Linked DNA regions of Homo sapiens: region 2 is linked to region 1. Evidence: chromatin loops called from intact Hi-C (ENCODE). Cell type or tissue: endothelial cell of umbilical vein. All regions are shown on one strand. Each heading gives the region's core, and the rest is flanking DNA. Links, peaks and the distances in the headings are about the cores only. Region 1 overlaps SPTB (spectrin beta, erythrocytic). Region 2 overlaps LOC105370534 (a long non-coding RNA gene).

What was found. Hi-C counts contacts between places; a loop is a spot of excess contacts. Peaks named below come from ENCODE experiments on the same cell type or tissue, not always from the same donor. Only the 100,000 strongest peaks of a DNase experiment are listed, where the experiment ranks them.
Region 2: a loop joins it to region 1, with 6 times the contacts of the local background. A loop is called at or near these places in 25 of 110 quality-filtered maps.

Annotation. Positions count from the first base shown.
Region 1 is chr14:64,754,483-64,768,958 of GRCh38, forward strand. It overlaps SPTB (spectrin beta, erythrocytic), which reads right to left. Exons shown (of 36, transcript NM_001355436.2): 30 at 13,181-13,377; 31 at 12,821-12,870; 32 at 12,244-12,319. Among named protein-coding and RNA genes, the nearest start is that of MIR7855, 24 kb to the right of the region's middle. RefSeq lists silencers at 5,791-5,890, 5,911-5,960 and an enhancer at 11,885-12,803. In endothelial cell of umbilical vein, for the core only: a CTCF peak has its summit at 10,438 (motif pointing left); DNase peaks (open chromatin) are centred at 8,129, 8,259, 9,959 and 10,439; H3K27ac peaks cover 1,761 bases.
Region 2 is chr14:64,882,814-64,898,900 of GRCh38, forward strand. It overlaps LOC105370534 (a long non-coding RNA gene), which reads right to left. Exons shown (of 3, transcript XR_943942.3): 2 at 3,110-3,177. Among named protein-coding and RNA genes, the nearest start is that of SPTB, 11 kb to the left of the region's middle. In endothelial cell of umbilical vein, for the core only: a CTCF peak has its summit at 9,190 (motif pointing left); a DNase peak (open chromatin) is centred at 9,168; H3K27me3 peaks cover 819 bases.

The sequences.
Region 1 (14,476 bases), core at 6,436-14,435:
ACATTCTCAGGCTCCATCTCAAGATGCTGAGTTAACTGGCCCCGGGGGTCGGCACATTGGTATCTCTTACTGAGCATTTCATGGGATCTAATGTTCAGCAGGAGTTGAGAATCCCCCTCGTAAGGAGGCACAGCCTTGGGGAACTGCTGTGGTCTTTACCTCCCTGCACCTCCCTGTGGAGACCTGGGGATGCCTGGCCCCTGCCCAAGTCAAGGGAGGGGCCTCCAATGGTGCCACTCACTGTATGACATACAGGTGCCCACGAGAAGGGGAAGCTGACCTGCCATTCCCTGGCTGGGCATCTCCTTATGCTAGACCTTGCTGATCTGCCCTTTTGCCTGTTGGGGCAGAAGAAAGAGAGGGCAGGACAGATTGGGGCAGCAGCGGGCGGCCTCCCATTGCCAGGTGGGGCAAGAATGGGTGGGTCTCCTCCGTGCCAAGTGAGCACCAAGGAAGGCAGCCTCACTGGAGCCATCTGGCCAGGACCCGGTCCCAAAGACCTGACTGCTAAACACCTTTCAGCAAGAGGTAGGAAGGCCCCCAAGCAGCTGGATGCCTGAAGCACCAAGGACATCTTCAGCCAGGAGGTCAGAAAAGGTTCTTTTTCTGCTCCCTCCTCCCTGCCCCAACAGCTGAAGACAGAGGTCCAGAAGAGTGCTGGGGAGGAGAGGGAAGGAGCCAGGAGAGAGCAGACCATGTTCTCCTCCCTGGTCTGAATCCTTTAGACTATGGGGCAAACCCGAAACAGAGGATGGAGGATGGGAGGATGTGGGCCCCATGTTGGACATCAGATCGAAGCTTTAAACTGAAACAACTGGGCAGACTTTTTATCCACTGAAAGTGACCAGGGTCTGCCTGAGGTGGCCTTAGGAATGGGAAGGGGGGCTCAATGGAGACGTTGGAAGGCAGTGGTTGCAAGAAAGATAAAACTGGTCATGTTTGTATCTCATCAAATTAGGACTGTTCAGTAAACAGGTTACATGGTAGGGATCCAGTAAGATTTCATTTAAAGAAAGGGTTATGTGGCTGGGAAAGTTTGGAAACCACTGACTTAGTCTAATGCTTTCGATCTATAATGAGAAAACCAGTGCTCAGAGAGGTCAAGTGACTTGCCCAAGGTTATACTGTCGGAGTAGGCAGATAAATATGAGCAGGTGGGAAAGCCTCTGAGAAAGGGAGGTCTGGAAAGTCTCACACCCCAGAGACCATCCAAAACATTCACCCTAGATATGAGCAGAGAGGAGGGGAAATATCTATGCAGGAAGGAACACCCCAAGACACCCCTTAAGATGCCCAGTCATCACTCTGCAGTTAACCTGTGGGAATGTAGCCAGCTGCATGCTAAGGAGGGAAAGAAAGCAAAGGAGAAATTCCTACGAGATATGCACGTGCAATAAATACCAATATACACCCTTCCTGGAGTGGCAGTAATTAGCAACATCACCATTCGATAGGATTCATATCCGACACCCGCCCCTGCAGGTTCATCAGCTGACAGTAAGGGAGAGTCCCACAAACCTGGGGCGGGAACTAGGTGGGGCGAAAAGATGGAGACATAAGATAGAGGCAGGAAATTAGACAAAGGTGGAGACTTGAGACAGAGGCAGGAACCTAAATAGAGTGTGACCTAATAAAAACCGCAAGGCAGAACTCTCTAGTTGCTGGCTCATCTTTCGAGCAGCCTGCTCTGCCTCATCTTTCAGAGTGTATTGTCTCTGCTGCTACCTCACTCTTGCTGTGAATACTGCTGCTTCCCAGGCGGACCTGCTGGCTCCTCTCTTGGAGTCTACTTCAATAAACTCCCAGGCCGGGCATGGTAGCTCACGCCTGTAATCCCAACACTTTGGGAGGCCGAGGCAGGTGGATCACGAGATCAGGAGATTGAGACCATCCTGGCTAACACAGTGAAACCCCGTCTCTACTAAAAATACAAAAAATTAGCTGGGCGTGGTGGCACGTGCCTGTAGTCCCAGCTACTTGGGAGGCTGAGGCAGGAGAATCGCTTGAACCCGGGAGGTGGAGGTTGCAGTGAGCCGAGATCACACCACTGCACTCCAGCCTAGGAGACAGAGTGAGACTCTGTCACAAAATAAATAAATAAATACAATCCCTGCTCTTTATTTTCCTTCAGTAAACCTTTTGCTTACATTACTACTTGGTCTCTTGGCCGAATTCTCCCAAGACAGACTAAGAATTGAGGACTCTGCATTTCCTGGTGACAACAAAGCTAATAGGTATAGGAGGCAGTTCGGAATATGCACTCCCAAAATGGACAGACCTGAGCTTTTATCCCATCTTTATGGTGTTCATCTTTTCCCACCTTAGCGCCCCTGAGGGTTGTGGCCAGGCCACTCCTCTCTATGCATCTGGCAGCCTTTGGACCCTAGAGTGTCTGCAATGAGCCAGCATTGGCCACAAGGATCTGGAGGCCCCAAAGCCCTGCCTGGATCACCGTAGCAGGGAGGAAGAGCAGGAGAGGCAGGGATGGGACTGGAAGCCTGGGCTTGGGGTCTTTCTGTGGATCCTGCGCTCTGACTTGGGTATACATCTGGGGAGGCCCTGCTTTTCCTCCAAGAGGGGCGGGAGTAGGTTCCAGAGGAGGGGACATGGGCTGCACTGCTGCTCCTGCTACCATCAGTGCTCTCCCTGCCCTTGGGTCTCAGAGAAGCAGCCATGGCAGATATAGGGAGGGAAGCTTGCCAGACCCTCTCAGCCATGTTTGCCCCTCTTACCCAGCCTCTGCTCTCCTGGGATTGGTTTTACTAGAGACCTCCATGTCTACATTTTCTTCCTATACTTCCATTCCATTTTCCTTCCTTTAGAAAACTGTCCTCTGAAAATAGAGATGGATTTTGCCAGGACTGACTCCCAACTTAATCCCACCTTTCTTCTGTTTCCTCTTAATGGGTGCCTGGCCCACATTCCTTGGCAGGGACATTCAGAGGCTATGCCAGTGCGATCAAAAATTATGTGGCCAGGTCACAGGTTGGCTTTGGAAAATGGGGGTTTTCCAATGTATGCAAAGATTTCTTTGGCGTTCCTGACTGCTCCTGTAGAGACAATTTAAAATGCATCTTGTACTCTCCACCCTGAAGGCCAAGGCCAAGAATGAGGGTGAGAGATGAAGGAACTGGGCTTTGGCAGGGCTTCCCTTCCTCTCTGGGAGGGGGGAGCGGACACAGGTGAGAAAGGTGAGGTGTAATGAAGGTGGGTACAGGAGAGGGGGAAGGGGCTTTGGGGACAATCCTTTCTTCCCCTCCTCAGCTCCCAGGAGGCTGGCCAACTCCCTGGAGGGGGACAAGGAGGAAGAACCAAGAGGCACTGGGGTGAGGGAGTAAGGAGGACAGGGATTTCTAGAAGGCCCTGTGAGCAGAGACACCGATGAGCTCTCAGACGGAGCTGGCCCCTTCCCTCAGCCCTCTTCCTGCTCTCCCATCCAGGACCAACAGCAGAGGGCCTCCTGAGAAGCCCACCCCTTCCCAGGTGTTGGGTCAGACAGGCCTGGAGTGAGAGTCCCTGGAATTCCATCTGGGGGAAGGGAGAGAACCTTCCTGACTCAGTTAGTGGGAGTGAGCCCATGACCTACTTCACAGGTGGTTTGCAGCCTTTTAAAGTGAGATCATGTCTGTAAATGTTGGCTTTCTTATGATCCTTCACCCCTCCCTATCCACCCCTGCCTCCCTGGGGCTTTGCCGAGCAATTATTGTGGCCAGTGTCCTGTGGGGCTGGTGTAAGGATCTCAAAAACCCTCTTGTTCCTGGAGTAGCAGATGCTCAGGACTGAGAAATGGGGAATGGGAATCTCAGCCACTGGCAGGCAAGGCCTCAGCCCCTCCTTTCTCGGCCAGTTTCAGTTGGAACATTCTGAGGCTTGAGACAGGAAGGGAGAAGCCATGTGAACAGGTAAGCAGTGCAGGAGGGCCTGAGGCCCCACCCCTTTAGGGTAGTGCAGAAGTGGCCTGAGGCCCTGCCTCAAGGCTTGGAGTGGGGCACTGAGGTGGAGGGGCCCCAGAAGCCAAAGGCAGAGGCCCCAGGTCCGGCCAAAGACAACGGCGTGCTGCTGAGTGGAGGGCTCTGGTAATTCACAAGTGGATTTTACAAACAGCTCACAACTTTGTCAAGAAAAGACTTCGAGGAAGATTGTGTCTAGATATATATCCAAGAGGTCAAATCCTTTTCTGAAGCAGAACCATTTTTTAAATAGTTACTCTTGGGGTTCCCATCTGCCCAGGGAAAGTGCACAAACAGCAGAGAGCAAGCTGGAGGGATGGCCAGATGCTGCTGGCAGGCTCCTTGCTCACGGGGGAGGAGGGGTGTGGGAGCCTGACACAGCCCTGCAAGTATGTGAGTGTGTATGTGTATGTAAAGATCTTTTGCAATTCATAAGAGATAAGGAATTTCTCTGGGGCCTTTTATTTCTAGCCATGCCTCTGGGAGGGGTATGTAGGTAGAATCAACAATGGGGGCCTTATCAGGGAAGGGGGTGGGGGAGGCTGGAGATGGGGTAGATGAAGCTGATGTGAGAAAAGAGATTCTCAGAATTCTAGAGCTGGAAAGAGGCCTTGGGGTCATGGGACTCAGCCTCTCCTATCTCAGATGAGAAAACTGGGTTCCGGAAAAGCTCAGTGACGGGCTGAGATTAGAGCACACAGCAAGTCAGTAGCAGAGCTGAGGCAAGAATCCATGGCCCTGCTTCCTATCCACACAATGCCTCTGAAATCGGAAAGGGCACCACAGGTGGTGTGGGAAGGCAGGGAGCCAAGTAGCTAGGCAGGGAGCCAAGTAGCTGGGCAGGGACCCACCCATGACCCCCTGGCTGCGAACCTGCAGTGGGAGGCCTGTGGCCCTGTTGGATCAGTCCTGCCTCTTTCTAGGCCAGATCCATCAAGGACCTCCCAGCTCACCAGCTGAACCATCCACCCATGCCAACCGTGGGCCCTGGGTCAGGCTAGCAGCATGGTTTGGCAGGAGGACCCACCTCCCCTGAGCCTCAAGGCTAATAAGAGGGGATGAGGGGAGGCTGCCCCCCTGTAAGCAGGCCATGGTCTGAGGTGGGGACTGCCTTACCCGACAGGAGGCGAGATCTATGGACAGAGAGCACCAGGAGGGGCGATGCTGGCTACTCATGTGGCTGAGATGTGACTAAGGGACCGGCAGGTTCTGCCCAAAGGCAGCATATGGAGGAGCTGATCTGAGGTTCCCTTCCACCTTTGTGCTGTAAGGCAGGGGCTGCTGCTGGAGTCCTCAGGTCATCAGGAAGATGCAGATTCCACCTGTACCACTGAGGGCTGCCACCCACCGGAGCAGGGGACACTCTGAAGGAAGAGAGTCCCGCTGCTTGGAAGAAATTCTGGGTGTCCAGTTGCGGGCAGCAAGGGAGTCTAGACCATAAATGGAGGTGAAGGAGAATTGCAGAGTGGGCTGAATAAGGGAAGGCACTGCCTTTAGTCCTCTGGTTTGGGGAAGAGGCAGGGGGAGGTGTCTGAGGAGCTGTGTGTACTGGCTGTGGGATCATGACATCAGAGGAGGGCAGGGGACAAGCAGCATTGGTTGCTGGTTGACAGGGATCAGTGGAGAAGAGGGCACAGCCCTTTTGGGGTCTCACAGGATTGTAGTCAAACCAACAGGGAGAGGCCACAGGCTCCCAATGGGTGCGGGATGGCCATCTCTGGGTCTTTGCAGTCTTGCAAAGTCAAGCAGGAGTCTGTGTAAGCTTGACTTTTTAGGGTCCTGCCTTGCTAGGAAACTGGCTTGGGTGGGGGAGGCAGGGGTTGGGGTCTTCACAGAGGATGTGCACAACAGGCCAGGGACATGGCCAGGTGGGTAAATGTCTTCTCCGGGCCAAAGGAGGTGAAGGTGTATGTCCAGGCTCAACCAGCAGGTGGCGCGGGGGACTGCACACAGACAACAAACTCCTCAGGCTCCCAGGAGAAACACAACCTGGCTCCGGACCACAGGGTGTTTCAGAGGTTCTGAAGATGCTCAGAGAACCCGGATGCATTTACAAGCAAAGAACACAGGCGACAAGGTCTTCTCTCTAAAGGTAACACCAGTGAGAACCAGGGCCTGAGGATGCACCCCAGAAACAGGCTGACTGCAGCAACGGGATGCATCGTGCCACAACTGAATTCATGTTAGAATTCACATGGAGGATGCTACTTTTAAGAGATGAAGGACTGAGGTGGGGGATGGAGAAAAATGAAGGGACTTAAATGATCACCTACTCAGTGCCAGCTGCTCTACCTACATTGTCTCTTCCAATCCTCCCAGCCTCTCTGTAAGGCAGGTACTGTTATTACACCTGTGTTACAAATGAGGGAAACTGGGGGTCGTACAGAATGAGTGACCTGTCCATAGTCACACATTAGTGAGGAATGTTGAGGTCGCAGGTCTGTCTGGCACCAAACTCTGTGTTCTTACTAATTCTCCTGCAAGAGAGGAGACCTGTATCCTCACTCCAGAGGAAAGCACCTGCCCGATGGGGTTCACAGTCTAAATGAGATGATCCTGGCTTATGCAAAACACATGGCTGATTGACAGAGGCAGCATAATCATGCCAGAGCTGGAAGACGGGCTTGGGGCCAAACAAGACCCCCTGCTAGATGCCTTAGGCAACCAAAGAGTGCTGGTGACTGTGGGATGTGGGGAGCCAGCAGCCAAGAAGTGACTCTGGCCGCCAAGAAGTGTTGCCCTCGCCCGGTGTCTGATATCTCAGCTCTTGTCCTTTGGGTGAGAAGGGCTGTCACTGGGTGGGTTGGAAAGGCTGTTCAGAAGACAGTTGTTTGCAAGAGAAGAAAAAGAAATGGTTTGTTGAGCTGAGGGCAGCCAAAGAGATGAAGAGATGGCAACTTAAGGTGGGCAGAGACAGACGCCTTAAAGGAGAAAGCAGAAGCTGTTGCTGAACAGGGGGAAAGAGCCAGGGCGGGGAGCTGAGGCTGGGATACATGGTGAGGAGTCCCCTGGATTGCAGGCCAAGGGATGGGGAAAGGCTCTTATGAGAAGTGGGTTAGGGGAGCAGTCCAGTGCAACACTGCACCCCAGAGTCCAGATGTCTGTCTGAGATGGCAACTGGGGGGCCTGGCCAAGATGACAGGTAGGGATGCAGGGCAGAAGGGCACCTGGTAAAGTGAATGGAGGGGAAGGGGAATGGCAGTGTGCAGGGGAGGAGAAACCTGGTCCACTGTCACCAGGGCGTGAGAAGAGAATGAGGCTTCCTCGGGAGCTGTCTTCACCATGCCCACCACCTGTGTGGCCTCTTCAGGTCCCTGCCCTGAAGGAGCTGCTGGCTGCTTAGTCGCTCAGTGGCCCTGAGCCAGCCACTCAGCATTTGAAAGATTAGAGAGAGTTAGAAGACACTGACTCCCCCATCCAGATCTGCCACCCAGTGGTCACATCGTCCACTTCAAACCCATTTCTGAGATGCCTCCAATGTTAACTGAGTCTCATCCTGAGGCCATCAGTATCTAGGATGTTCTGAAACACAGCTGGAAAGGAAGAACTTAGGAAGAGTCGTCAGAACAGAGGGGCCAGGAATATTAAATCTGACCACAGCAAGGAGAAAGGGACATGCCCAGCAGCGGGCAGGTGTCCAGAAAGAGCCTACGGCAGGTTTCTCCAGGGAGCCAGGCGCAGTGCCAGAGTATAGGCAGACACACCCCTGCCACACTGACTCAGGCATACTGGGTAGACAGGAACATGCCCAGGTTTTGGGGAAAACTGATGTTGTTTCCAGCTGGGTCTGCCTATTACCAACAAACATAGGATTTGCATTCACTGCAAAATGTCTGAAAGAGTAGCAGGAGGAGAAGGAAAGACTGGGAGAGCTTGTTCAGGCGAGAAGAAACACAGCTGCTGTCTCCACACCCACATCTCTTCCATCCAAGGACGTCAGAGCCCCACCACTGGCTGCTGATTAAAGCTCCTGGCTGCCTGCCAGGGAGGCTGCTGCTGGGGGAGGTGCTCAGGTTGCCAAGGGGCAGCAGCAGCTGGAGCCAGCCAGACACCGGCCAAGAGGTGGTCTTGGCTACAAGTCCAGTGCCTGCTCAGCGCCTCACGTTCGTAAGTGCTGGTTACTTCCCTGAAGCCACATAAACCTTTAATCCTATGGGAATGGAGACGCAAGGGACCTAGGAGTCTCAGCTCCTACGTTCAGCCCTAGCGAGATACTCAGTCCCTTTCTCCAGGGCTGCTGGCTGCACAGGCAGTGCTGGAAGGCCACGCGGAAGAATGGCATCTGTGAGCTGCCCTTGGGGAAGAGAGCTTTCCCTGACTTCCTGACGAGAAGGCTGATAACGAGGGGGCACCCAGCAGCTGCTTTCTGGAGTGACCTGGCATCCCAGGGTCCCGTCTGCACTACAGCCTGGATCTAGCCTTGGGGCTTGGAGGCAGGCAGGGTATGTTTATCCCACACAGTGAGCCCTAGCAAAGGTGATTAGGAGCACCAATCCCTTTCAGGGACGTCACACATGGCATCACCGCAGCCCTGCTGAGGGAGTTCTCAGAGCAGTTCACACTTCACTTCCCAAAACCAGAATCAGGCACAGTGGACAGGAAGATGCGCAGGGCTGTGCACTAGGGACCTTTAGCCTGGGGGGACTTGCAGCATCATCAACACCATTTCTTCTCCATGCAATCCACCTCCTTCTCTCCCAGGAGAAAACAGCCTCTCACCACACATTACACTGGGGCTTCTGAGGCACCCAGAGCCTGGGAGGTGGGGGATGCTCAGCAGGACCCCCAAGTGCTTCCCAGGGCCACAGCCCCAGGTGAAGGGGAGATGCTTAGTCTGGAGCAGGTCTGCCTGCCCACTGCCGAGGGCTCCCTCGCAGACCTGGGCCTCCTTCAGGGCACTGTCCTTACCGTAGCAGAGGTGCAGCCCCACCTCTAGTCCCCCACAGGGACGAAGGCAAACACCCCAGCCCTTTACTACTTCTTTCCCATCTCCCGTCTCACACCAGTGGGTACCTGAGACCAGCCAGGTACCACAGCACTAAGCACCAGGCAAGAGGAAAGTGGTGAAAACCACCTCTCCCAGCCCCTCCCTGTAATTTGCTAAATTGCTGACATACAGAAATGTTCCAGACTTTCCGTAATTCTCCAGAGAAGGCTTTATAAGAGCGCGGAGACTCAGGGGATTAGGTGGTTTTTATCTCAAATCACGCAGGAAGTTACCAACAGAATTAAGGACTAGAACCCAGATGTCCTGACTTCCCCTCCAGCAGTTTTGTCTTTCGTGAGTGAGGTCTTGTTTCTTCTGCCTGGCCTCCCATGCACTTACCTGTATGAACGGATTGGCCTTTACCAGAACGTGCTCTAATGTAAAAAGGCAAGAGGTGAGGGAAGGCGGTGGGACCGTGCAGTGATGTGCTTGAGAAAGAGGCTGATGTGTGGGATGGCAGCTTCAGTCACCACGTGCACACACACGTGGGGAAGGGGAGGACTGGGGTGGGGTGCCACCCTGTGGTGTGCAGCTGTCCAGACAGGAGCAGGGGTGCCTGGTCCACTCCCATCAGTTCCCCCCAGCAGGAAGCCGACATGCACAGTGAGGGATTGTACATGAAGCAACACCGCATGGATCTATTCTGTAGGGCACCGACACCAGACCACACACAGAGGACCAGCAGGAGAGCCACCATCCCCCAGGACTATCCCCAAGGGGAGGCGCAGCCATTGGCCATCCCTTCCTGGGAGAGGCCTGCGGTTCTGTGAAGGGGTAGTTCCAGGCAGGCTGGAAGGACCAGCCACTGGGCTTGCAAGGAGCCTTCTAGAGCCAGGTTGGGCTTTCCCGACAGGCTCTGTCCTCCTCTTTCTTGCATCGAAGGTGGATGGGGTATTAGGCCCTCCCTCTGAGGTTCGTGGATCCCCATGAGAACTTAACAAAAGGCTCAGAAGGGAGCAGCAGCAGGAAATCTGTGCGTGAGGCCTTGGGTCTGTGTTCGTTTGAGTCACCATCTGGTTTCTTTCCGGTACCGGGCACAAGCCAGTCTTCCCATCTGCTGGAGTGGCTGGCTCTCCGGAAAGGGTCTCAAATGTGGGCTCACTTCTTCCCCCAAAGAGATCATCAGGTCCAAACAGGTTTTATTCCCCCCAACCCAGTGACATTCAGGTGTTGGCTGGAGGCGGCTCTGATGCACAAGTAATTACATTTGCACAGACACAGATGACACAGACAGTGGATGGAGTCGCTCTGGTGCTCACAGAGGAGCCCGCACACCAGGACACCGCCACATGCAGACACACAGGGACGCATGGCAGAAGCAGGCGGGGGCAGGGTGCAGGGCCCTAGCCCGTGTCCGCAGTCTGTGCCGGCCCCCCAGAGTTCGCTCTCCTTCCGGCAGGGGCTGTTGCTGGGAAAAAGGGGCTGGGACACAGTCCACCACAGACAGGGAGGCGACCCCACATGCGATGACGGGAGCTTCGGAGGGAACTTCTGGGAGAGACCCTTCAGCAGGAGCCCAGCAGTGCCCTCTGCTGGGCATGGTGGGCTGGTGCAGCTAGGAAAGGGAGGCCTCTGGCCAGGCTGGAGGCCACAGAGGAGTGTGTGCGTGTGTGTGTGTGTGTGCGCGCGCGCGCGCGGGTGGTGGATGGGGGTGGGTGGGGAGGGCATCTGTCTCTCTCAGAGGGTGAGAAGGGCTGAAAAAGGGAGGCCTCACTATCTGTATATGTTTCTGGGTGTGACTGGTGTACCAGAAACTTCCATGTGGAATGCCAGTCTTCCTAACCTCACCCCCAGGTTCAGGCGGGCTCACGGGACACCTGGAGAGGTGGGCTGCAGGAAGGATCTGTGGCTCCCTTGGCCCCCAGTGCAGCCTGCCACAGCGGGGACATGCAGGGGGAAGCCGTGCAAGCCGTGTGCTGAATTCTTGCTTTCTTCTCGGTCAGCTGCTCCCCAGAGCAGCTCCCTAAGCCTGGGTGACAGCCTCCCAGGCTCCCTGCACAGACCCCATGGAGTCCTAAGGGGCCTGCTCCAGGTAAGGTCCTGAGGCGCATGCCCTAGGCCTCTGGCAGCTGCTGTCTTGGGCTCTCCCTGTCCCTTGAGCCAGGCCTCTGGCTCATCCTCCTTTCCGACAAGTTGGGGGGCTGACCTCTGTTACTCAAAGCCCTGGGATTCTCCTCAATTTTGCAGGCTTCCTTCAAGTCTGTTCTTGCCCCAGAACCAGCTCCATATCCAGACTCACTGACCCACAGGCCTCAGGCCAGATCGGTGGAAAGAGGAGAGGGCTCTGCATAGGGGGAAAGAATCGCCTACAAGGATGGGCACCCCCACTTCACCACTGAAGATGCCTGTGGTGGGGCAGGTGGGATGGGACAGCTGAGTGATTGGGGTGTGTGTGTGTGTGAGTGTGTGTGTGTGTGGGGGTGTGGTGTGTGCACATGTATGTGTGTGTGTGTGTGGAGGTTGCGGTGTGTGCATGTGTGTGTGTGTGGGGGTGTGGTGTGTATGAGTGTGTATGTGTGTGGGTGTGAGTGTGTGGATGTGTGTGTATGGGGTGTGGTGTGTGCATGTGGATGGGTGTGGTGTGTGCATATTTGTGTGTGCATATGTGTGTATGTGGGTGTGTGGGTGTGCGTGAGGTGTGTATGGGGGGTGTGGTCTGTATGAGTATGCGTGTGTGGGTGTGTGTGGATGTGTGTATGGGGATGTGGTGTGGGTGCATGTGGGTGGGTGTGGTGTGTTTGTGTGTATGTGTATGTGTGTGTGTATGTGTATGTGGGTGTGTGGTTGTGCGTGAGGTGTCTGTATATATGGGGGTGTGTGGTGTGTGTGCATGTGGGTGTGTATTTGTGTGTGCATGCATGTGTGTGTGGGCATGTGCCTGTGTGTAGGTGTGGGTGCAGGGGGTGAGTACTGCCTAGAGGAAGGAGTTGGAAAATGGGGAAAAGGACGGTGTACAGAAATGCACTAATCATCTCTGGCTAGTGTTTCCCCTCATGTAAATGGTGATATATTTATACAATAAAATTTATTACATTAGGTAAAACAAAACTAATAACGTCATGTCACTGGGCTGGCCTGTTTCCTCTGCGCTGTGGGGAGGAGTGGAGGAGGCTAGTACTCTCATGAAGAACACCTCAGTGAGGACGTAGCCTGCTCTGCTGGGAGGTGGCTGCAGGGATGTGGGGAGGATGGAGGGCGGGGCTGCGCCAGCTCATCTCGCCTCCACCTGGGCTGAGCCTAGTAGGGGTGAGAGGGCTCTGGCTGCAGTGACTCCCAGGAACTAGACAAACGAGACCAGAGACTGACCGGGGACGTTCTCTCGGTGGCCGCATGGTGGGAAACTGGAGCCTCCCCTGCTGTCTCGCCTTCCTCCTCTTGAGGCCTAAGGAAGACACAGTCTCTCTTTAGAAACAAGCACCCCTCTGAGGCCAGTGCCTCCTGCGAGGCCTGGCTTTTCACCTGCGCCCACAGGGAGGAGCACCAAATAGCTCCCCCTCCAGTCAGCCGGCAGCCTGGATGGTGCTTGGCAAGGAGCCGCCCAGCGACTTCTTCGGAAAAGCCAAGGCAGATTCTTCAGAAGGGAGCCAGGTTCCAGGCAGAACGGCCTGTGGGGCCCCGTGTTCAGGTGGCTCCGAGGTGGGGCCTCGCCTGGCAGCCACTGCTCCCAGCCCCCTCCTCCCGCACCAGGCCTTCAGCCCGCCTGTGACTGGGGAAGCAAAAGGTCCTCTGCGCTCATGCTCAGGCACTCTGGGCCTTCCTGACGAGGGTGCCCAGTGTGAGAAGTCAAATGCAACTGGTCCCAATGTCAGGTTTCTGATGAAAGGCACCCCCTACTCCCACTTGGCAGAGCATTCAGCTCCCTGGACACACGGCCACCACTCACCCAGTCTCCTCTGCGGGTCTCTCTGCAATCTGGCGTTCTTTCAGCTCAAGCTAGAGGAGGAGAAGGCCCAGGGGTCAGAGCAGCCACAGAGGCGAGTTGTGTTCTCAGACGATCTCCCTCTGGATGCGGCCCTGCACCCCCACATGCCCTGACACTTGTTCCTTCTAGAGTCAGCCCCTTCTGTCCTTTGCATTCGGAGGTCAGTACTTCCTGCCACTTGTCTTTCCTTCCCATTGTCGCTGCTGGCCAAGCCTGTCACACCATTCTAAGTACCTAACAACTGGCCTGGAGTCCTTACATGAGACCCCTGGGGGCACAGTTGCCACCCTCCTGAGCCTCCCAGCACTGTTCCCTGCTCACCGTGGTGGGCTTCTCCAGGGCAGCAAAGCGCTCTGCCCAGCTGGCCGTGGACTTCTCAAAAGCCTCATGCCTCTTGATGAGCTTCTCCACACTGTCCACTGTGTGTCCAAAGTCCCCGCTGGCCAGGTAGGGCTCCTGGGCAATCAGCCACGCCTCAGCCACAGAGGCATCCCTCGAGAACTGGCACACCTCCAGCACTGCCAGGGGGAACAGGACACAGACCCCCCACAAGGCCCAGGGCCTGTTAGCACCCAATCGTTCACTCCTGATTGGGGCCAGTGGTCAGGCAGGTGGCCTGAATAGGTGTCCCTAAACCACATGGATACGCTTGCTGCCTGCAGCCACCCCATTCCACACTGGGCCCCTAACCGATCTTCACAATAGTTATATTTTTTTAGAGGGAGGGCTTCAATCTGTCACCCAGGCTGGAGTGCAGTGATGTGATTATGGCTCATGGCAGCCTCAGCCTCCTGGGTTCAAGTGATCCTCCCATCTCAGCCTACCAAGTGGCTGGGACTATAGGTGTGCACCACCATGCCCAGCTAATTTTTTCTGTCGTTGTAGATAGGATCTCCCTATGTTGCCCAGGCTGGTCTCAAACTCTTGAGCTCAAGCAATCCTCCTGCCTTGGCCTCCCAAAGTGCTGGGATTATAGATGTTACCCACCATGCCTGGCCCAATAGTTATATTTTTTAAGCTATATTTTTCACTAATTAGAACTCTATTTTGAAAACAAAATGTATTTTAGATGTCTCTGAAAAGGAGTCTTCTGTGTTGAACATTCTTCCCAGCCCTTGGCTGTCTCACATGATGCTGGATGAGTGGCCAGGGGCACCAGTTGGCCCTTCTTGGCTCACAGCTCCTCCCTGAATGGTGGCTTTTCCCCACCTCTCATCAGCACCCAGCTGAAGGACGAAGAGCCGGTTCTGTGCTTGACATTCCTCATGAGGAATGTCTGGGATTCCTCAGAGCCTTACCCCAACCCCTCTCCCAGACCCCCAACTCCTCCCCCGGACCCTCAACCCCTCCCCCAGGCCCCCAGCCCCTCCCCCGGGCCCCCAACTCCTCCCCCAGGCCATAGCTCTGCAGGCATACCAGCCCGGGCATGAGGCTGGGGACAAGTGCGGCAGAGGATGGGCAGGGAGTGGGGGCACGCTGGCTAGTTAGAGTGAGGCTTCCAGCAGCGTGTCTACTCTGGCCTTCTGCCTGGACCGCTGAGGCCCCTGGCCCCAGAGCTTTGCTGAAGAGCAGTGCTGTGGGGGGCTCCTCTCTAGGCAGTAGTGAAAATCCACCCAT
Region 2 (16,087 bases), core at 4,254-12,253, 130 kb after region 1:
ACAGAACTGTCTACTCAGGTCTAGCTGAAACCAACAGGTGAGGCCAAGAAGATATAAGTTGAGACTTATGTTAGAATCATCTAACATAAGAGGGAACTTTCACTTTCCATTTCTGTAGTCTTTGAGTTTTTCACAATAAGCTTGTATTGTTTAATAATAAGTAGAGATGATAAATAAATTAAAAAGTAAAGATTGGATGGAGATGGTGGATTGAATACACGCATTTAGCTTCTCTTCTACCCCAAATTTCATTAGAAGATATGTCTGAAACAGGCATCTAAAAGCACAGGAAAATAAGGAAAAGGGGATCAGTGTTCCAACAATGTTCAAGAAATCCAGAGATACAGAAAAGATGCAAGATCTGATTCACAGAGAAACAAAATCAGAGGAAACCAAAACAGATTCAGGAGGAGCAATAGTTTAGGGAAGTTGCAAGCAATAGTTAAAGGATACAAGAGGAGGAGGGGCCCTGAGACAGAATAATTCACTTAGGAGCCTCCTCTGTCCTGCTCACATTAAATATCAGGTGTTTGCCTGCAGGACTTAAAAAAAAAGTTAATGGGGATCCTGGGACCCAAGGGGCAGAGCTCAGGGATCTAGTGACCCCAAGAAATGACAGAAACCATTCACTCTCTTGGGATAGCATGTCCTGACCCTTCTTCACAGCCCCTGAAGATAGGCTATGATAAGCAGAAAGAGGAGACAAGCCCATTCCCACATTAAGGGATGATAGGACAACCACCAAATATCTTATGGGGAGAGGGGAACCAATACCATGAAAGAGAAGCACCAAACCCAACTAATAGAAGGAAATAATATCAGAGGAAACTAAGTTAATAAAAGGAACAAGATAAATGTTAAATAATTTAATTTTAATCAGCAAGTCTTGAAAGGATATTGCATCCACAACAAATAATCAGTGAGAAACCTTAGAAATTTAAAAAGTCATTTCTGATATTGAAAATTCATTAGTTGAGAAGCAGAACAGACCTACTTGAAGGGCAAATTAGTGGAAACAGAAGCCAAAGAAATTTTCCCCAAACACCGGGCAAAAGACAAAGGAGATGGAAAGTATGTGAAAATGGTTGAAAGCCATGTAGGCAAAATCCCCCAAGGTCCAGTATTTGCTTAATGGAAGTTACAAAAGGAAAGAAAAGAGAGTAGAAGAAGGTAATAATGGGAAAGTAGAATAGAAATTCTCAGAGTTGAAGAAAAGCATAAATTTTCAGATTATAAAAACCAACTGAGTTGCCAGCCAGATGATTTTTAAATATAGTTCACAGTTTTATGAACAGTTTTAAAGTTTATGATTTTATTTATAAAACCCAAGACATTGAATAAAAATAAGTCATAAACCAAAAACTATAATAAGCTACACCAACTTGCTTGGCCTTGAATTAAATTGATCCTAAAAATATTTTGAGCTGGATGCGATGGCTCATGCCTGTAATCCCAGCACTTTGGGAGGCTGAGGTGGGAGGATCACCTGAGCCTAGGAGTTCGAAGCAGCAGTGAGCTATGATCACGCCACTGTACTCCAGCTTGGGTGACAGAGCAAGACCCTATCTAAAACAAAAATAAAAACAAAAACAAAAAACTGAATCACATAACCAAAGTTATTTGTGTGAAATAAATGAACCACTTGAATTCAGAAATGAATATATATGTAGGAAAGCTACGGAAAAACGTAAATACCAAACCAAACAAACCTGAAGTTCCACTCAACTCAAACTCAAATCCCCGCCAACAACAATGGAGGTATCAAGAACTCATGATAATGTTCAGAAATCATCAGAATACTGCCCATAGCTCAAAAATCATTATTTCCCTTCTTTACCCTTTTGCAAAGACATGCATTTCATAAAATTAAGGTGAAATTTCCATTTCATTTTTGGAAACATCTAGAGGCATCACATTCTCCACAACTTTCAAAGACAAAGCAGCAGCAGGACCAATTGGAAAAGCCTGCCATTTACAATATGGAGGAATCAAGGATTAGGGACCAAACTTGCCCTTCAGATGCCTCAAACAGAATGGTTGTGGAAGGAACTTGAAAGCCTGCAGCAAGTTTGCAAATACCAGATGAACCATCTTCTGAAGGGGCAGATGACACCAATTTCAAATTTCCCTCCACCAATAACAGGAAAAAGCAAAACAAGATTTGTATCCTGTCATCTGCTAGTCCATGGAAGCATTAACCAGGCTTGGAAATTAATGAGCATCTTTTCTTTTCTTTTTTTTTTTTTTGAGGTGGAGTCTTGCTCTGTTGCCCAGGCTGGAATGCAGTGGCTCACTGCAACCTCCACCTCCTGGGTTCAAGTGATTTTCCCACCTCAGCCTCCTGAGTAGCTGGGATTACAGGCATGCGCCACCATGCCCAGCTAATTTTTGTATTTTTAGTAGAGACGGGGTTTCACCATGTTGGTCAGGCTAGTCTCGAACTCCTGACCTCGTGATCCACCTGCCTTGGCCTCTCAAAGTGCTAGGATTACAGGTGTGAGCCACCATGCCTGGCTGCATCTTTTCTTATATTGCAGTTCCTGATCTTTCCTTGCCACACAGGATTAGGTTTTTTGTCACCTCACATGAGCTTGAGTAGATGTAATGGCAGACTTACACTGGGGTATCTGATGAACTGGGACCTGTAGGTGCTAATTCACCTTGTTCCCAAGGCTGTATTAATTTGCTAGGGCTCCCATGACAAAGTACCATATGCTGGGTGACTCAAACACAAAAATTAATTTTCTTACAGTACTAGGGTCTAGAAGTCCAAGATCAAGGTTTCGGCAGGGTTGATTTCTTCTGAAGCCTCTCTCCTTGGCTTGTAGAGGGCTATCTTTTCCCTCTGTCTTCACATAGTCTCCACTTTGTGTGCACCTATGTCCTACTCTCTTTTTTTTTTTTATGGACATGAGTTATATTTGGTTAGGGCCCATCCATATGACCTCAGTTTTACTTTCACTACCTCTGTAAAGCCTTATCTCCAAATACAGTCACTTTCTGAGGCATTGAGATCTAAGACTTCAACATGTGAATTTAGGGGGATACAATTAAGTCCATCACACAGCCTCATCTTTTCTCACAATGAATTGCTTCTGGAGCCTCTTACCTGTTCATCCGTTCTCCAGTTTCCCTCTCCTTCAATTCTGCTTCCACATAGTAGCCAAAGTACACTTTCTAAAAAGGAAGGTTGGTCTTGTCACTCTGCTTCTTTAAATCAGCCAGTGGCTCCCCATTGCTTTCAGGATATAGTTTTAAGATTCCTGGCACTTAGCATAGTATCTGACACAAAAGATATACTTAATAAAGGCCTAATGAGCAAATGAGTAAATAAATGAATGAACACATTATGGAAATTAAAGGAGGTTGCAATCTTGGAGATCAACCAAAGAACAGGTAATTCAAAAAGTCATTTCTATTTGGCTTAAAAATGCATATTTGTGATTTTTTTCAGGAGATTAACTTTCCTATCTATGTTCGAATAAGGTTATTTAAATGAATTCACATTCCCTGAAACATAGCTGGCAATATTTGTGCCTGAATTTCACCAGGTCCTCAGCTACCCTGATGCATCCATACCTAACTTATTGTCAATGGGTGAGAAATGGAGTGAATCGAGTAGGTTTTATGCTCACAGTTACCACTGAGCTCATCTATGGAGGCAGGGGTCTGCCATCTTCCAACGTCTTTATAACAAGGGATAGCAAACACAATAATGATGATTCGGTTAGCTTTTGTCTCTGTCTGCTCCACCCTCTCAGTGTCATTTTCAGTCCTCATCCTTGGGCAATGGCCCTGCTCCAACTCCCATACTCCAATATGCCAAAGCCTTGAGTACACAGGATTAAGAACATAGGAAGATGAATCCAAACGCATTATAAGGAGTGAGTTAATGTTGTTTTGATATTAACACTCTACCTTGAGTACTCCAGACAGTGGGTAGTCTGCAAGTAGACAACTGAGAGTAACTAACCATGAAAACTTTGTTCTCTTCCTTTATTAATATTTATCAAGCCAGAAACTCAAATCAAGGGTAGAAAATATAATTTTAAAAAATCAAATTTGTTAATATGGAATGACAGCTGGAGTTCTAACAGTTTAACCAATAAAACAATTTTGTGTTTATATGATAATTACTGCCAGCATAAATGGTCTTGTTAATTGCTTTTATTTGTTAGTGAGCAGTTTCCAAATTCACAAATATTTGTTCTTAATATTAACCAAGACCTTTGGGAAATTTTCAATAAAGTTTGGAAAGACATTGCAATAAAAGACTCCATTACTTCTGCAAATTCATCTCATTTTCTTTTCTATTGGATATTTCTACAGCTGCTCAATTTCTGTTTGGATATTTCTTCAATGATTTAAGGTCTGGTCTACAAGAAACTATGATTCAATTCAAACATATGTTTTATAGAATTCATACAGAATATAACTGGGTCTTCTCAGAAATATCATTTTCCTCATTTTTTTGGTATGAAAAATTCTATTTTTAAAAGTGCATTTATCATTTTCTCTCTTCCAAATGCCTTATGTCATTTTTATTCAATTTCATGAAGTAAATTGCTATCATTATCCTTACTGCTATATTAAGAAATTAAGAAAGAGTTTAAGTAGTTTTACAAAGATCACATAGAAATCCAAATCTCTGCTTATTAAAGCATCATTTATTCAAGGAGCAGTATCTCATGATTTTTAAATTAACAAATCCCATGATATGTAATGTAGATGATTCATACTATAACCTAATATTTTAAGTCATTAATTAAGTCAAGAATTTAGCCCCACATTATGCTAAGCATGTAGAGTAACAACTCTGTGCTGCTTGTTCTATTCCATCTCCATCTTAGTAATCAAAATGCACTTACGCACCCAGCTCTTGACCTTCCATAGCAGAAACTGAACCAAAGGAAAGCTGTAGACCCTTCTTTTGGGAGGAGTTCCAAACTGTGAGTGGGCATTTGTTTTCCATCACTGACCCCAACTGCTGCCTAACTCTATTTCTCCACCCTTACCCTTCTCCTCAAATAAATACTGCCAGGCATAAACAGGTATATGTTTATGCCTGTTTATGGCATAAACAGCCCCATATAACACCAGCCCCATATATTTCAAATACTCAGCATATCCCTATCCTGCCTTCATTCCAAAGAATGTACTGGAATCTGCTAACTTATTTCATAACTAAAAACAAATCTTTTGTTTGTTTGTTTGTTTTTGAGACAGAGTTTTGCTCTTGTCATCCAGGCTGGAGTGCAATGGTGAGATCTTGGCTCACTGCAACCTCCGCCTCCCAGATTCAAGTGATTCTCCTGCTTCAGCCTCCCAAGTAGCTGGGATTACAGGTGCCTGCCACCACGCCAGGCTAATTTTGTTGTATTTTTAGTAGAGTCGGGGTTTCACCATGTTGGCCAAGCTGGTCTCGAACTCCTGACCTCAGGTAATCCACCTGCCTAGGCCTCCCAAAGTGCTGGGATTACAGGTGTGAGCCACCACGTCCAGCCTTAAAAGCAAATCTTAAAATGCAATGACCCCGGGAGGAGTTAGCTTTTAAGGTAGGATCTTTTGGCTATTGGCATAAGAAAAAAAAGTCAGTTCCACTTAGTGACATTTTAAGAGCCAAGAATTTTTTTTTTAAGATAGTAGCAGGGTAAACCAGAAAGATCACTAGATGTAAAGGCAAAATACCTGGATTCTACTTCCTCTTAACCTCTCTATATCTCAGCTTCTCTTCTGCGAAATGATGGCATTGAACTAGCTAGTCTCTAAGGATTCTTTTAGCTTTAGCTTTCTATGTTTTACACTTATGCTAAGAACATAGTAGATGTTCATTATAATAATGAAAAATTGGAAATCACTTCAATGTTCATCAAAATGGGATTGGTTAAACCAATTATGGTGTGAACGCATGCACACACACACACACACATAAATTCTATGTAGTCATTTAAGTGATGTGGTTTTATGCTTACTGATAGGGAAAGATGTCATGGCATACTGTTGATTTTTTTTAAGTAGGCTCTAAATAATTTCTATTTGATTAAGAAATAAGACATTTCATATCAGGAAAGATACTCCAAAAAATCTAAGTGATTTCTAGATGGTGAGATTTAGAGTAATTCTTACTTCCTTCTCTATTTTGCTATAAGGTTTGGGTATTTCATAAGCATAGAATATTTTATAATAAATAATAAAGTTGTTTTCAATGTGGGGGAAAATATAGTTAAATATAAATAGCAGATATGAGATCCTTACCTGCGAACAAGCTTTGATAGAGAGGATGGTGAGAACAAGAACAAAACAGCAGTGAACTAAAGGAAAACAAGGTCTGAATATTCTCATCAATAACTCAGATAATGAAATAACCGTGCCCCAAAGGTTAGAAAAAAAAAACTATTCTTTTTATACAAAACCGGCACAGCTGATCTGTTTTGCTCATTCAGGGATCTAATCAAAACCAGCACAGCTGATCTGTTTTGCTCATTCAGGGATCCCATCGCCAGTGTGGAAGATGGAGTTGCCTGACTCATGCTCAGCCCCTTACCAGTCCACCCCATGAGCAATGGGAAGACCTGTCGAGTCATCACACTGGCCATTAGACCAACCTGAGGCTATGGAAAGAAACAATCCTTACTTCGTTTTATGCTGCTATAACAGAATACTATGGATTGGGTAATTTATAATAAACAGAATTTATTTGGCTCATGGTTCTGGAGGCTGGGAAGTCCAAGATTATGGCACCAACATGTGGCGAAGGCCTTCTTGCTGCATCATCTCGTGGTGGAAAGGTGGAAGGGCAAGAGAGCGAACAAACGTGAGGGCAAAAGGTGCTGTTCTTATCAAACCCACTCTCCTGATAATGAATGCCCTCCTAAGATAATAACATGAATGCATTTATGGGGGCAGAGCCCTCATGACCTAATAACTCCCTCAAGATCCCACCTGTCTGGACGGATTGTTTGAGCTCAGGAATTCAAAACCAGCCTTGAGAACATGGCAAAACCCAGTCTCTACAAAAAAAAATTAAAAATTAGCTGGGCATGGTTGTACATGCCTGTAGTCCCAGCTACTCAGGAGGCTGGGGTGGGAGGATCACCTGAGCCTGGGAGGCCGAGGCTGCAGCAAGCCGAGATCACACCACTGCACTCCCACCTGGGCAACAGAGTAAGACTCTGTCTCGAAAAAAAAAAAAAAAAAAACCACCTGTCAACACTGCTGCATTGGGGATTAAGTCTCCAACACATGAACTTTGGGGAACACATTCAAACCATAGCAAACCCTAACCATTTTATGACAGGATTGATCTTATAACTTTGTTTTCTTTACTATTGTGCTTTAATTATTTGAGTTTCCTAAGGTTGCCTAATTAACCTTGATAACTATATTTATTACTCAAATAAACATCAAAAAATGCAGAACAAATTATAAGATAGGTTAACTATCAAGTGGGAATTCATACAAGATAAGTCAGCAAAAGAAGAAGAATAAGCTTTTTTTTTTCTTTTCTTTTCTTGAGAGACAGAGTCTTGTTATGTTACCCAGGCTGGTTTCAAACTCTTGAGCTCAAGGAATCCTGCCATCTCAACCTCCCAAGCAGCTAGGACTACAGGTGTGAGGCACTGCACACAGCTGAGAATAAGCTTCTTACATGCAAAATGGTGGCCTGGGTGCAGTGGCTCACACCTGTAATCCTAGCACTTCAGGAAGCCAAGGTGGTAGATCACTTGAGGTCAGGAGTTCAAGACCAGCCTGGCCAACATGGTGAAACCCTGTCTCTACATCTCTACTAAAAATACAAAATAAAATACGTGGTGGTGTGTGCCTATAATCCTGGCTGAGGTGGGAGAATCACTTGAACCCAGGATGCAGAGGTTGCAGTAAGCCGAGATCGTGCCACTGCACTCCAGCCTGGGCGAAGGAGTGAGACTCTAGCTCAAAAAAAAAAAAAAAAGCAAAATAGTGAATAAGTTTTGAAGTTGAAAATTGGTAGAAAAAAAAAATCTTGTGGGAAATCATAAAGACAGGTCACTACTGTGGTTGTTATCAGTCAAAAAGTGTGTGGCGTAGTTGCAACACCCAGTATGGGGATCTGGATCTCTATGTGGGATGGGCGATCTGAGTGTCCAAACGGGATCTAAACTTCTCTACTTGAGGAATCTTCCTGTTGCTGACTTAAATGATTGTTAGTAGTATATTATTTGCTTTTTGCCATTTGTATCATACCTTTCATACTCAAATTCCTTGACTCAATTTGGGAATCAATGGCTATAGAGGTTAACTAAGGAGTTAGCGAGTGCATAGAGAAGCTATGAAAATAGAGAATAGAGAAGCTATGAGAATAGAGAAGCTATGCTCACAAGGAAGAGAATTTCTGAGGTTTAGACTCAGAGCAGCTCAGGAAGTCAACTGGTCTCTGCCTACTGGAAGTGCTGGAGGCATGCAAGGACCATGACCAGAAACTCTAAGTGGAGCCACAACAAGTCAAGAACAGCATGCACATAATTTACAGTTTATCTCTCACTAACTCATTATTTATTTTACTTGTTATATTCTGCTTACTGAAGGGATTTTTGAAGGTGTTCTTGTGATTTATTTACCAGAACAAAGTTCTGTATCAGTCTTCTCTTCCCAACTAAATTGTATAATGCTTGATACTTTAAAAAGTTTCTCTTCTATTGCCCAAGATCCCTAGTATGATACTAAACAATGATAGGTGGATAGGGCATACGCAAAAATAATGCTGAAGATTTTAATACGCATAAGTACACAGCATAAGTACATAGTTTCTACTAGTTGCTTTAATGAATAAAGCTATGTTACAGATTCTAGCTCATCTCCTGGATCCCACATAAGACATGGTGACCATATGTTCCAGTTTGCGCAAAACAGGTTTGCACCTGTTATCCTGGCATAATCGTTAATAGTGCTCCCTTGGCACTCTCAAAAATGTACTGGTTTGGACAATAAATTATACAATGACCTTATTGATCAGCTGCCCCCCAGGGGCTTCCCAGTAATTTCCAATGTACAAAAAGTAATTTTGCCTTAACAGTGAAGGAAAGCTTTATGGCAAAAGACAACCACAAAGTACAAAGTTAAAATTACATTAACTACTTACTATTTCCTATGTAAGATGGTTTATCTCTATGTAAATGTGAGCCAACTCTGCCCTCTGCTGTCTTATGACAGTATTATGACACTGTTTCAGCTTCATTGATTGAAGCTGATTGTGTTAGTCGTGCTGACTACCTTAGATTGTGGATTCTCATCTTTGCCTACTGCTATATTAGCTTTTAAAAATCCCCACTGTCTATGCTGCATCCTACACCAGTAAATCAGAATCTCTCAGGATGGGACCCAATCATGAATTTTTGTAAGCTCCCCAGTTGATTTCAATGTGCAACTAAGGTTAAGAACGGTTGCTTAGAACATCAGATTGAATAGTCTGTTGTGGTTCACTTAGCTATTTGATTTCACAGTCCAGATTAGACTATACTCCTAATTATGTCTGGGAATCCTTGGAGATTGGAAGAAAAAGATGAGTATATCAGAACAAATCTCAGCCAGGCATGGTGGCTCGCCCCTGTAATCCAAGCACTTTGGGAGGCCAAGGTGGGCAGATCACCTAAGGTCAGGAGTTTGAGACCAGCCTAGCCAACATGGTGAAACCCCGTCTCTACTAAAACTACAAAAATTGGCTGGGCGTGGTGGTGCATGTCTGTCATCCCAGCTACTCAGGAGGCTGAGGCAGGATAATCACTTGAACCCAGGAGGTGGAGGTTGCAGTGAGCTGACATTGCACCACTGCACTCCAGCCTGGGCGACAGAGTGAAACTCCATCTCAAAACAAAAACAAAACAAAACAAAACAAAACAAACAAAACAGCATTTTAAAAAGCTGTTCTAGCTGGGCGCAGTGGCTCACATCTGTAATCCCAGCACTTTGGGAAGCCAAGGCAGGTGGATCATCTCAGGTCAGGAGTTCGAGACCAGCCTGGCCAACATGGTGAAACCCTGTCTCTACTAAAAGTACAAAAAAAATCAGCCAGGTGTGGTGGCACGTGCCTGTGGTCCCAGCTACTTGGGATGCTGAGGCAGGAGAATCGCCTGAACCCGGGAGGTGGAGGTTACAGTGAGCCAAGATCAAAAGCCACTGCACTCCAGCCTGAGCAAGAGAGCTACACTCCATCTCAAAAAAAAAAAAAAAAAAAAAAAAAGCCATTCTAAGGGATGGTGTTTTCCTTGTGTATAAAAATATTTTTTTACTTATAGTGATGATAGGGACAGTACGTACTGAAAAAGCTCAGCCCTATTTCTTTGATGATGGAATTATCTGCTGATGAAGCTCCAGAACAGCCAAGAAAGTTGGATGAGAAGACAGGGGCAAATGAGGTAGAGACTATTGCATTAAACAACTGCTTCCTTTTTCTTGAATGTTCAGAGACTTGTTAATGGAGTTTATCATATGGAAAAGCACTGATGTGAAAGCTCAAGGAATCTCCTGGGTGGAAGTTGCACTAATTAGAACATTAACTAAATTAAATCACTGGGGAAGAGTGAATCCCAAAGGGAATACGATAGAAAGGAGAAAGATACAGAAAAATTATTAATAATCCATGAGAGAGAGGAAGAAGGAGAGACAGCTTTTGCAGAAAACTGACCAAGAAGCAGGTTTTTAATAGTAAGCCAGAAGTTTACTTCCCATTCCCTTTTTCTAAAGTTTATCAGGAAAAGCTAATGGATCTAGCACTTCAAATTGGCACTGTTATAAGAGATTTTATTCCTCTTAAAATAAATTCTTATCTAAAACTGTAGGATTGGCCAGAAATGTTGGCATGAGAAAGAAGGGTTCATTAAAGAATTTTCTTTTTTTTTTTTTTTTTTTTTTTTTTGATGAGCAAACTGCATTTATTTACTCTCCGATTGTTATTACTTACATAAACTCATTCTCATTGTTCAATGGATACATTTTTCTATCTGTGAGGATTATTTGAGTGTCTTGAGTTGGAAGGGAGAGCATCATAATTTATTCCCTAAAAATGTTTAAAAAAGATATGTTTTCATTTAACAGCTTTTCACTTGGGCTCGTGAAAAGTCCACAGCTCAGCAAGCATATGGCAGGCTTTCATTTTCAGGAAGAATGAAAGTTGTTAAGTGAGGGAGAGGTGCACAGGATAAAGCCATGTGCCACCTCCTCCTCTGGTTCTGAGACTCCTCTGCTATCACCAGGCAGAGCAATCTCTCCTTGTCCAGAGTTGTTACTTCCTTTGATAATCCAAGTAGGGCAAGGCCAGCTTCTTCTCACTTCGTGCTCTTTTTTTTTTTTTTTTTTTTTTTATTTTTTATTTTTATTGATCATTCTTGGGTGTTTCTCGCAGAGGGGGATTTGGCAGGGTCATAGGACAATAGTGGAGGGAAGGTCAGCAGATAAACAAGTGAACAAAGGTCTCTGGTTTTCCTAGGCAGAGGACCCTGCGGCCTTCCGCAGTGTTTGTGTCCCTGGGTACTTAAGATTAGGGAGTGGTGATGACTCTTAACGAGCATGCTGCCTTCAAGCATCTGTTTAACAAAGCACATCTTGCACCGCCCTTAATCCATTTAACCCTGAGTGGACACAGCACATGTTTCAGAGAGCACAGGGTTGGGGATAAGGTCACAGATCAACAGGATCCCAAGGCAGAAGAATTTTTCTTAGTACAGAACAAAATGAAAAGTCTCCCATGTCTACTTCTATCCACACAGACCCGGCAACCATCCGATTTCTCAATTTTTTCCCCACCCTTCCCGCCTTTCTATTCCACAAAACCGCCATTGTCATCATGGCCCATCCCCAATGAGCCGCTGGGCACACCTCCCAGACGGGGTCGTGGCCGGGCAGAGGGGCTCCTCACTTCCCAGTAGGGGCGGCCCGGCAGAAGTGCCCCTCACCTCCCAGATGGGGCGGCTGGCCGGGAGGGGGGCTGACCCCCCCACCGCCCTCCCGGACGGGGCGGCTGGCCAGGCAGAGGGGCTCCTCACTTCCCAGTAGGGGCGGCCGGGCAGAGGCGCCCCTCACCTCCTGGATAGGGCGGCTGGCCGGGCGGGGGGCTGTTCCCCCCACCTCCCTCCCGGACGGGGCGGCTGGCCGGGCAGAGGGGTCCTCACTTCCCAGTAGGGGCGGCCGGGCAGAGGCGCCCCTCACCTCCCGGACGGGGCGGCTGGCCAGGCAGGGGGCTGATCCCCCCACCTCCCTCCCGGACGGGGCGGCTGGCCGGGCGGGGGGCTGACCCCCCCCACCTCCCTCCCGGACGGGGCGGCTGGCCGGGCAGAGGGGTCCTCACTTCCCAGTAGGGGCGGCCGGGCAGAGGCGCCCCTCACCTCCCGGACGGGGCGGCTGGCCAGGCAGGGGGCTGATCCCCCCACCTCCCTCCCGGACGGGGCGGCTGGCCGGGCGGGGGGCTGACCCCCCCCACCTCCCTCCCGGACGGGGCGGCTGGCCGGGCAGGGGGCTGACCCCCCCTCCCCCCTCCCGGACGGGGCGGCTGGCCGGGCGGGGGGCTGACCCCCCCACCTCCCTCCCGGATGGGGCGGCTGGCCAGGCGGGGGGCTGACCCCCCCACCTCCCTCCTGGGCGGGGCGGCTGGCCGGGCAGAGGGGCTCCTCACTTCCCAGTAGGGGCGGCCGGGCAGAGGCGCCCCTCACCTCCCGGACGGGGCGGCTGGCCAGGCGGGGGGCTGACCCCCCACCTCCCTCCCGGACTGGGCGGCTGGCCGGGCGGGGGGTTGACCCCCCCACCTCCCTCCTGGACGGGGCGACTGGCCGGGCAGAGGGGCTCCTCACTTCCCAGTAGGGGCGGCCGGGCAGAGGAGCCCCTCACCTCCCGGCCGGGGCGGCTGGCCGACCCCCCCCCCCCGCCTCCCTCCCGGACGGGGCGGCTGGCCGGGCAGAGGGGCTCCTCACTTCCCAGTAGGGGCCGCCGGGCAGAGGAGCCCCTCACCTCCCGGACGGGGCGGCTGGCCGGGCGGGGGGCTGACCCCCCCCACCTCCCTCCCGGACGGGGTGGCTGCCGGGCGGAGACGCTCCTCACTTCCCAGACGGGGTGGTTGCCAGACGGAGGGGCTCCTCACTTCTCAGACGGGGCGGTTGCCAGGCAGAGGGTTTCCTCACTTCTCAGACGGAGCGGCCGGGCAGAGACACTCCTCACCTCCCAGACAGGGTTGCGGCCCAGCAGAGGCGCTCCTCACATCCCAGACAGGGCGGTGGGGCAGAGGTGCTCCCCACATCTCAGACGATGGGCGGCCGGGCAGAGACGCTCCTCACTTCCTAGATGGGATGGCGGCGGGGAAGAGGCGCTTCTCGCTTCCTAGATGGGATGGCGGCCGGGCAGAGACGCTCCTCACTTTCCACACTGGGCAGCCAGGCAGAGGGGCTCCTCATATCCCAGACGATGGGTGGCCAAGCAGAGACGCTCCTCACTTCCCAGATGGGGTGGCGGCCGGGCAGAGGCTGCAATCTCGGCTCTTTGGGAGGCCAAGGCAGGCGGCTGGGAGGTGGTTGTAGCGAGCCGAGATCACGCCACTGCACTCCAGCCTGGGCACCATTGAGCACTGAGTGAACGAGACTCCATCTGCAATCCCAGCACCTCGGGAGGCCGAGGCTGGCGGATCACTCGCGGTTAGGAGCTGGAGACCAGCCCGGCCAACACAGCGAAACCCCATCTCCACCAAAAAAAAACGAAAACCAGTCAGGCGTGGCGGCGCGCGCCTGCAATCGCAGGCACTCGGCAGGCTGAGGCAGGAGAATCAGGCAGGGAGGTTGCAGTGAGCCGAGATGGCAGCAGTACCGTCCAGCTTTGGCTCGGCATGAGAGGGAGAGGGAGACGGGAGAGGGAGAGGGAGACGGGAGAGGGAGAGGGAGACGGGAGAGGGAGAGGGAGACGGGAGAGGGAGAGGGAGACGGGAGAGGGAGAGGGAGACGGGAGAGGGAGAGGGAGACGGGAGAGGGAGAGGGAGACGGGAGAGGGAGAGGGACAAGAATTTTCATAGTGGGAATCTGGATAAAAATCTCCTGTGAAAATAGCAGAGGCCTCCAAAAGAAGGCGTGAAAAGGAAGATGTATGTGGCAGATGGTGAGGTCTTTGTACATCATGTGTGTGATCTCATTATTTTGTTCTTCAATTAAGCTGAAGGCAAGACTGGTAGCAAAGTGGGGACAAGGTAGAGGTTTGGAAGTAGCATCAGGAACTATCCTAAATGATTCTTTGACTGGTTCTGTTGTCTATGAAACAACTACTGGTACTTTAAAAAATTCCTTTGCAAGTAATGAGTTAGGACAAAGTAAAAACATTGCTGTAGAAGTAGTGATTCATAAGAATGGTTCTTACTCTTTCTGGGTAACAAACTCCTGTATGTAATGAAAGCTATGCACCCTCTCTACAGAGAAAAATATACATTTATACACAAATACTTAATTTTATATATAGTTCCATCCTGGTTTAAGAACACTTGATTTATAAAATAATCTTCTGTAAGTAGAGTTATGATTAAAATTATTATTTTAAAAGATTTAGTAAGAGTTTATATTTGTAAATCTTTCAATTGAGCATTCCATAAACTAGATTAAACAGTAAAAACTGCCTGTCTTCTAGCTACCTAAAATGCAACAAATAATGTTTGTATAGCCATATAAGGACATACATGTGTTACATCAAAGAAAAAAAAAAGCATGTGTCTTGATAGGAAAGGATAAGAACATCTTGAGAAATGGTAAGCAATGGCAGAGTTATTTAAGGGCAACCCACAACCTCTTTTCAATATAGTCAGGAAATTTTAGAAAAATTATTGAATGCCCCATGTGCAAGGCGGAGATCGGAGATGAGGACCATATGGTCTTTGTCCTCAGGCTGCATTCACTCTAGTGGGGTGGAGATAGGAGAAGGAAACAAATGATTCTAATATAAGGCAGCATTTGTTAAATGCCATATAAAAATTACAAAGCAAATTCTGGGGAGAGGGTTCAGACAGCAAGATCACACTTAACAGGAAATGAAAAATGAAGGCCAGGCATGGCGGCTTATGCCTGTAATCCCACTACTTTGGGAGGCTGAGGCAGAAGGATTGCTTGAGTCCAGAAGTTTGAGGCAACATATTGAAACCCTGTCTCTAAGAAACAGCAACAACAAAAAATTAGCCAGGCATGGTGGTGCATGCCTGTAGTCCCGGCTACTCAGGGGGCTGAGGTGGGAGGATCACTTAAGGCTGGAAGGTTGAGGCTGCAGTGAGCCAGGTTCATGCTACTGCATTGCAGCCTGAGTGACTGTCTCAAAAAAAAGAGACCCTGTCTCAAAAAACAAGCAAAAATGACCCTCACACCTTCTTTTTCCCGCTTTTGTGTGTAAATTACTTGTTGTTTTTTAATAGGAAAATGTCATATGGCCACTCCAAATAGAAGGACTAGGTGACACATTTTTATGCCTGTAAATCAGTTTATATATATGGAAAGTATAGAAATTAAGACAGAAGAGGTGAACCACGGCCACATTGTGGCTGGCTTTAACAGTCAGGTAGAGGAACCTGTGCCTAATTCAGTTGACAATGGTAATTCGTTGAAGGCTTTTATCAAGGCACAGATAGGATCAGTACTGTGCTTTAGGAAAATTAAGCTAGCAGCAGTATGTAGGATGGCTAGAGTGAAGAGAGATAGGAGACAGACTATTATAGTCATCAAGGGGAGAAGTAACCGGGGCCTGAACGATGGTGGCTGGGAAAGTGGAAAGCATGAGGATGTCAGGCTGGGGAATCTGTAGGCCACTGAAGGTTTTTAAACTGGGGAGTGCACTGGGGGCTTTAGAAAACTCTCGAAAAAAAACAAACAGGCTGGGTGCAGTGGCTTATCATGTCTGTAATCCCAGCACTTTGGGAGGCTAAGCCAGGAGGATTGTTTAATCCCGGAGTTTGAGGCTGCAGTGAGCTATGATGACACCACTGCACTCCAGACTGGGTGATAGAGCAAGACCCTGTCTCTAAAAACAAGCAAACAAAAAACAAGCAAGCAAAAAATCTTCTTCAGTATTTTAGAGATATCCTCTTCTAACCTAAATTTCTGCCTGA